Regions from separate parts of the Homo sapiens genome. Here region 2 is linked to region 1. Evidence: read pairs that join two places in POLR2A ChIA-PET (ENCODE). Cell type or tissue: Caco-2. All regions are shown on one strand.

Region 1 (4,000 bases):
CCAACCTGGGCAGCAAGAGTGAAACTCCATCTCAAAAAAAAAAAAAAAAAAAAAAAGATTCCATAATTCTAAGTCCTGAGACTCAACTGTGAGTCTCAGATTCTGTGATTCTCATATAGTCTCTCTTGGTTGCAGGAACTGGGGCTGGGGTCTCTTGGGGTCCCTACTCGTCTGTCCTGCTTTGGCACTGCCTTTGTCCCCACTGGTTCTGACTCAGGAGCAGAAGTGCAGGGCGGGTCAGGGAGGGGAGGCTTTGAATGTCGCTCCCCCAGGGATCACGGCCCTACTGAGGTGACACCTGGCACCTTGACAAGCCCAGGAACGAGACCCAGGAGCGCCTCAGCACCTGAGGAGGTGGGAGGAGTTCCTGGATTCCTGCCCTTGCTTATCCTTGGGTTAACTGGGTGAGCCCGGGTAGGACCTGTCCTGCTCCAGACCCCAGCGGACATCCAGGTTCTCGCTGGCCAGCCTCTGCCTTATTGGCCCCACTCACAGCCACGTGAAAGGATCCATTTCTGCCCAGACCCAGGGCTTTTGCTCTGGTTGGTCTTGTACCTTCTCTCAACAGCCAGGGGCAGTTCTTTTTGTTTGCTTATTTTTTCTATTTGTTTTTCTGAGACAGGGGCTCGCTCTGTTGCCCAGGCTGGAGTGCAGTGGAGAGGTTACGGCTCACTGCAACTTCAACCTTCTGGGCTCAAGTGATCCTCCTGCCTCAGACTCCCAAGTAGCTGGGACTATGGGCACACCACCACCACGCCCAGCCTCTGCATGGGGTTGTGACTGTTCCTCTCCCTCCTGAGAAAGAACCAGGGTCTGTCTATTCCTTCAATCACCCACACCGGAATTAACGCAGGCCCCTGCACAAAGTAGGGACTCAAGGACAATTGAGGCTGCAACAAAGGGATGGTGTGTGTGGGGTGGGGGTGGGCGCGTGGAGTTTGGGTAGAGGATTTGACATGACAGATGGGAGGATGTGTAAATGGATGGATGGGTGGGTGGATAGATGGATGGATGGATAAATGGATGTATGTATCGACTGGTGGGTGGTTGAATGGGTGAATGGATGGATGGATGGATAGATGGGTGGGTGGGTTGATGGGCAGGTGGGTGGATGGGTGGGTGGGTAGATGGATGGATGGATAGATGGGTGGATGGATGGATGGGTGAGTTGATGGATGGGTGGGTGGGTGGATAGCTGGATGGATGGCTGGATGGTTGGGTGGATGGATGGATGGGTAGGTGGATGAGTGGAAGGATGAATGGATGGGGTGGGTGGATTGAGTGGACGAATGGATGGACAGGTAGCTGGTTGGATGGTGGAGGAATCTGACTGAATGGAAGGATGGGGTTTGGCAGGGGGTGGGGGAATTCGGTGGTAGAGGGGCTTCTGGGCACATTTATGAGAGGCTGAGTGTGCCAAGGTAGGTGAATAGGTGCAGGCTAGTGATCTGGGAGCACATTCATCCTGTCAATGGCCCCTCAATAATGGGATTGGCCTCCATGTCTCAGCTGGTTGGGGCAGAGCTCTCCCAAGTGGTTCCCAGGCTGCTGCCACGTGGTTGAAGCCCTGGAGGGGCTCCAAGGCACAGGGAGGGGACTGAGGTGGAGATGAGGGTATGCAGTGGGCTTTGGTGGGGCCGTGAGCCTTCCACTCTCCTGATCTCTCATCCTCCAACTCACCTAATATCACCTCGCCTGCCCTGCAGCCTGGAGGGATCACCGCCCTCACTTTATACAGGAAGAAATGGCTCAGAGAGGGCAGGGACTTCCAGGCAGTTACGGCCTGAGTCCACAGTGCCACGCCCTGCTTCAGGCCCAGCTCAAGGTAAGGTAAGGTCACATCTAACAGAGCAGCTCCATTACAGCCTAAGCAGGACTCATGTCTCCTCCCCGTGTTCTAATCAAGGGGGTAGAAGGGTCAAGCCTCAGGGACGGGGGCAGCACTGCACAGGGTCAAGTACCGGAGATCCTTCTCCCTCACTGCTCCTGTGTGTTGCTTCTTCATAGTCCAAAATGACTGCTGCAGCACTGGCCATCATGTCCACACCAGCCAGAGGCGTTCTTTCTCAGAAATGGCACATCAGTACTGTATTTTTGTTTTGTTTGGTCTCGTCTTGTTTCCAGGCTGGAGTACAGTGGCATGATCATGGTTCACTGCAGCCTCAACCTCCAGGCTCAAGTGATTCTCACACCTCAGGCCCCCGTGTAGCTGGGACTACAGGTGTGCACCGCAACACCCAGCTAATGTTACTTGGTAAAGACAGGGTCTCACTATGTCTACCAGTCTGGTCTCAAACTCCTGGCCTCAAGTGATCCTCCTACCTCAGCCTCCCAAAGTGCTGAGATGACAGCCATGAGCCACACCTGGCCATAGCTATGGAGGTTAGGAAATGTATTTTCTTTTCTGGGTGGCACTTAAGTATGAAGATTCCCTTATGGAGAAAGGAGAGTTTGTACTAGAAACCACAAGATGAATGAAATTCAGGCAAAATTTTAAGATTTCCAGCTAGCACCCCCCATCCAATATACTCTAAGGAACATCAAAAGATATCCTGGGCTAGGCGGGGTGGCTCACACCTGTAATCCCAGCACTTTGGGAGGCCAAAGCAGGTGGCATGAGGTCGAGTTCCAGACTAGCCCGGCCCACATGGTGAAACCCCGTCTGTACTAAAAATACAAAAAATTTGCCAGGCGTGGTGGCAGGCACCTGTAATTCTAGCTACTCTGGAGGCTGAGGCAGGAGAATCCCTTGAACCTGGGAGGCAGAGGTTGCAGTGAGCTGAGACTGTGCCACTGCACTCCAGCATGGGCAACCAAGCGCGACTCCGTCTCAAAAAAAGAAAGATATCCTGGGAAAATGTATGACTCTTCTCAAGCTTTTGCCCCGCATATGTAAAGAGCTTTCACGAAACAAAAAGGATACCATGGAAAGTTGAGCCCCTCCTGGATACACTGGGTGACACACACAGCCCCTGCCCTCTCAGAACTAGTGGGGGATAGAAATCAAATATAGCCCAGTCCCGGGAACCCACGTGCAGTTTGTAAAACTCGAGTGAGGCCAGCCTGGGGGAATCTGTAGTATTCCAGGCAAGTGCGAAGGCCCTAGGGTGGGAAGGAGCCAGTTGTTGGGGACGGGACCCGTGGGGTTCTGTGGTCTACAGGGCTGTCCTCAGGCCTGGGTCTTACGCAGAATGGGTGCTTGTGTGCTGACCCTGCCCAGGTTCTGGGCGCCTCTCCAAGTTCCTGGGTGTTACAACACCCCACAGGTGAGGCTGGAAAAGGCCTGGTTTCCTGGAAACCACACAGCTCCTCCACAGGTAGAGGAAAGGCTGTGTCCTTGCCCTGAGTGTGGTGGTGCCCCTGTAGTCCCAGCTACTTGGGAGGCTGAGGCAGGAGGACCACTTGAGCCCAGGAGGTCGAGGCTACAGTAAGCCACGATCTCTCCACTGCACTCTAGCCAGGGCGACAGAGCAAGACCCTGTTTCAAAAAGCCGTAACTACTACCTAGTCCTGGCTTCCTCCTGGTCCTGGGCTCTCTGGGACAAAGGAGGGCCCCATAGGCTGACCCCAGCACCTGCACAGCGTCACTTCCCACATCAATGTGGAACCCGATGTTGAGATCAAGACAGCAAGCCCCAGAAGGGCCGCTGGCCCAGAACAGGGCTGCCCAAGGTCACGCAACAAAGGATGGGAGGCTCCCAGAGCCTGAGCTCTTGGCTGTGTCTCAAACTTCTCCAATGCCAGCTTAGCCTCCACCTGACAGAAGGACTCAGCCAGGGTGGGATTAGTGTCATGCCTGGAATTTTCCAGGCCTGAGGCAGTTTCCCAGAGATGAGTACCTGTGGTGAGTCCTTGACCTCCTTGGGCAAGATGAGGGCGTCATCTAAGAGGCCCCCAACCAGTGAAAGGGAAACAGCCCCCAAGCAGCAGAGAGCGCCCCTCGGGTGCCCACTTGTGTCTACTCTGAAAACTTTGGGAACCAGAGACTTAGGAGAATCCC
Region 2 (4,000 bases), 730 kb after region 1:
GTTCTGCACATGTATCCCAGAACTTAAAGTATTAAAAAAAAAAAAAGCCAGGTATGGTGGTGGGTGCCTGTAGTTCCAGTTACTTTGGAGGCTGAGGTGGGAGGATTGCTTCAGCCCAGGAGGTTGAGGCTGCAGCTGCATTTGCGCCCCTGCACTCCAGCCTCGGCGACAGAGCGAGACTCTGTTTCAAATAAAAAAAAAGGATCTGACCATGGGAGGCCCAGATACTCCCTTGGAGAAGGCTCCATTCAGCTGCAAAGCCTCGGGCAGAGCTTGAAGCCCGGACAGTTGCTGTGGCTGGACCCATGTGCGGGTCACACTACTCAAGGAGCTGGCTGTTTGGGTCATGGGACAAGGAAACAGGGAGGAGCTCAAGATCATGGGGCACGGAGCCAAGCAGGAAGGTGATAAGGAGGGGGCCCCAGAGAGAGATGACCTGGTCCTCTACAGAGAAGGGGGTCTGGGAAGTAGCCGGGTGCTTTTGGTGGGGGCGGACTGGGTCACCACATGAGCCTTGCTCACCTCTTGTTGTTGTTGTTGTTGTTTGAGACAGGGAGACAGGGTCTCACTCTGTCGCCCAGACTGGAGTTTAAGTGGTGCGACCATAGCTCACTGCAGCCTCAACCTCAACCCCCAGGCTCAGGCGATCCTCCCATTTCTGTCTCTTAAGGAGCTGAGACCACAGGTATGTATCACCGCACCTGGCTTTTTTTTTTTTTTTTTTGAGACAGTTTGCTCTTGTTGCCCAGGCTGGAGTGCAATGGCACAATCTTGGCTCACTGCAACTTCTGCCTCCTGGGTTCAAGCAATTCTCCTGCCTCAGCCTCCCGAGTAGCTGGGATTATAGGCACGCGCCATCACCCCGGCTAATTTTGTATTTTAAGTAGAGACGGGGTTTCTCCATGTTGGTCAGGCTGGTCTTGAACTTCTGACCTCAGGTGATCTGCCCGCCTCGGCTTCCCAAAGTGCTGGGATTACAGGCGTGAGCCTCTGTGCCTGGCCTAATTTTAAAAATTATTTTTGTCGACACGAATCTTACTGTGTTACCCAGGTTGGTCTGGGGCTCCTGGACTCAAGCAATCCTTCCATCTCAGCCTCCCAAAGTGCTGAGATTACAGGTGTGAGCCACTGGGCCCGGTCTGACCTGTTGAACTTTGAAACAGTCTCTGGAGGGTCTGATGAAACCCAGGGGGCTGGTCGGTGGGCGGGAACCACCAAGGGCTCTGCTGGTGAAGTTGACTTTCCTGGGTGCCTATGGGACTTTTTGAGGGTGAACCATCCTGTGTGATGGGGGCGTCCTGTGCACTACACGGTGTTGAACAGCGTCCCTGGCCTCCACCTACCCGATGCCATCTGGGATAACCAAAGAATGTCCCCAGAGATCGGCAAATCACCCCGGCTGCGGAGCATTGATGTACACAGACAGAAATAAAAGGGGTTGCAGGGCTGGGTAGTCGGGGCTCACTGGTCCCTTTGTCCCTTCCATAGGTTCCCATATGTGCTGCATTCTAGGTGCTGAGGGGTCCCTGCGGTCTTTCTAGGTTTCATTTCCAGCTCTCCAGAGGGTAGCTGGAGAACTGTTTTTTGTTGTTATTTGGAGTGAAACCCCCAGTCTCGAGGCACTGACTCGTCTCCTTGGATGCTCACGGGACCCTGCAGGGCCATAGTCTGGAGCTCACGCAGGAAATCAGCTTCAGCCTGGGGCCCGGTGCCTGGGCCTAGGCCCTCCTCCTTGCTCCCTGCCTGACAGCACGAAGCCCAGCCTCACCTATGTGGTCCCACGACCAGACTCTCCTCCCCAGTCACCCTCAATTCAAAGAGATCTGTCAGGGAAACCCTAAAATAACGTCCCAGGAAGGGGCTCAGAAAGCTTCCCTGCTTAACTATGAGCAGATGGCAAAGGGATGCCTGTCCTCAGGGGTGGGGTGGGGGGGACAGTCCTGTTGGTGGCCCTGGGGTGTCTGCAGCAGGAAACGGGTCTCTCTCTGAGTCAGGGTCCCCGTAGTACCTTGGTGTAAAGCCTGGTCTGTGGCAGAGGTGCCCCAGAAATGTACATTTGTACCTTAAAGAGCCACAGTGCTCACTTTAAACCCAGGGGACAAGTCTCTGCAGTGACTTCTAATATCACAGCCAGGCCTGGTGTCTTGGGAACGTAACACAGGGAACGCCTTGGGATATGAGGGGCCCCTCCCACCACCATGGCTGCCCAAGGGCTGGCTTTCTGGTTCTGCGATTACCCGATTACCCCGTGCACCAATTATCCATGCATAGAGGCTGCTCCCAGGCCCGGTGACCTCACGCGTCTGGTATGCGGTCTCAGCACACTGCGACTTTTCAAAGCCCATCTAAAAATATCCGGTTGGTGCTATTATACATCCGAGGGGGAAGTGCGGCCCAGCGCTCGCAGCGAGGGGTGCTATTGTGTTGCTGCTTGGCTGGGCTGGCCGGGGGCTCGCACGGTCTCAAAGCACAAGGGTGGCTGGTGTGCCTGGAGTATCATGTGGGGTCCAGGGTGGACAGAAGGGAGGAAGTGGGACCCCGGTGTCAACAACTATGCGATATAATCTGGCACACGCACCGGGAAGGCGGATGCCATGGTCCCCCCAGGCTATAAAACCCACAGCGCTGGACTCACTCAAAACCAAAAAACGCCTCTCCTTTAACAGAAACACATTTTTTTTTCTTTTATAATATAAAAAACATGTTTCTAATATAAGTTGTAAACTTTGGAAAAAAATTATTATCTCACTAGGTCTAGCAATCCCACTTCTGGGTATATATCCAAAGGAAATGACATCAGTACGTGGAAGAAATGCTTGCATTCTCACGTTCATTTCAGCACTAATCACAATAGCCAAGACGTGTGCATCAACAGATGAATGAATAGGCTGGGTTCAGTGGCTCACTCCTGTAATCCTAGCACTTTGGGAGGCCGGGGTGGGCAGATCACTTGAGGTCAGGAGTTCGAGACCAGCCTGGCCAACATGGCGAAACCCCGTCTCTACTAAAAATACAAAAATTAGCCGGGTGTGGTGGTGCATGCCTGTAATCCCAACTACCTGGGAGGCTGAGGCAGGAGAATCGTCTGAACCCAGGAGGTGGAGGTTGCAGTGAGCCGAGATCGTGCTACTGCACTCCGACCTGAGCAACAAAGCAAGACTCCGTCTCGAAAAAAAACAAAAAACCCCACAGATGAATGGATAAAGAAACTGTGGTTTATATACACTATGGAATAGTATTTGGCCATAAAAAAGGAGATCCTGGCTGAGCATGGTGGCTCACACCTGTAATTCCAGCACTTTGGGAGGCCAAGGTGGGCAGATCACTTGAGGTCAGTTCGACACCAACCTGGTTAACGTGGTAAAATCTCATCTCTACTAGAACAGAAAAATCAGCTGGGCATGTTGGTGGGCTCCTATAATCCCAGCTACAGGGGAGGCTGAGACACGAAAATCGCTTGAAACCGAGAGGCAGAGGTTGCACTGAGCTGAGATCGCACCACTGCACTCTGGCCTGGGTGACAGAGCGAGAGTCTGTCTCAAAAAAAAAAAAAAAAAAAAAAAAAAAACAAACAAAACGAAAAAAAAAACAAAGAGATCCTGTCATTTGCAACAACATGGATGAAGCTGAGGGATACTATGTTAATAAGCCAGGCACAGAAAGGCAAATACTGCATGATCTCACTCGTGTAGAATTTTTAAAAGTTGAACTCATAGTGGGAAAGGGGAGGAAGGGAGTGAGGGTTGAAAAGTTACCTATTGGATACAGTGTTCACTATTTGAGTGATGGGTATTTTAGAAGCCCAACCCTAACCATTACCCAATATATCCCTGTAACAAACTACACATGTACCCCCAGTCCAAAAAAAAACTCACAGAAGTAGAAAGCAGGCCAGGCATGGTGGCTCACGCCTGTAATCCCAGCACTTTGGGAGGCCGAGGCGGGCAGATCATGAGGTCAGGAGATCGAGATCATCCTGGCTAACACGGTGAAACCCCGT

What was found. ChIA-PET counts read pairs that join two places held together with the same protein. Peaks named below come from ENCODE experiments on the same cell type or tissue, not always from the same donor. Only the 100,000 strongest peaks of a DNase experiment are listed, where the experiment ranks them.
Region 2: POLR2A ChIA-PET joins it to region 1 with 5 read pairs; 3 of 35 experiments call an interaction of 5 or more read pairs at or near these places.

The regions. Positions count from the first base shown.
Region 1 is chr19:17,863,689-17,867,688 of GRCh38, reverse strand. No RefSeq gene overlaps it. Among named protein-coding and RNA genes, the nearest start is that of SNORA68, 3.1 kb to the right of the region's middle. RefSeq lists an enhancer at 2,674-2,813. In Caco-2, no CTCF peak of the experiment used is centred here; DNase peaks (open chromatin) are centred at 422 and 1,818.
Region 2 is chr19:17,133,950-17,137,949 of GRCh38, reverse strand. All of the region lies in intron 2 of MYO9B (myosin IXB), which reads right to left. Among named protein-coding and RNA genes, the nearest start is that of SNORA118, 44 kb to the right of the region's middle. RefSeq lists enhancers at 1,740-2,349, 2,350-2,958, 2,959-3,568. In Caco-2, no CTCF peak of the experiment used is centred here; a DNase peak (open chromatin) is centred at 2,259.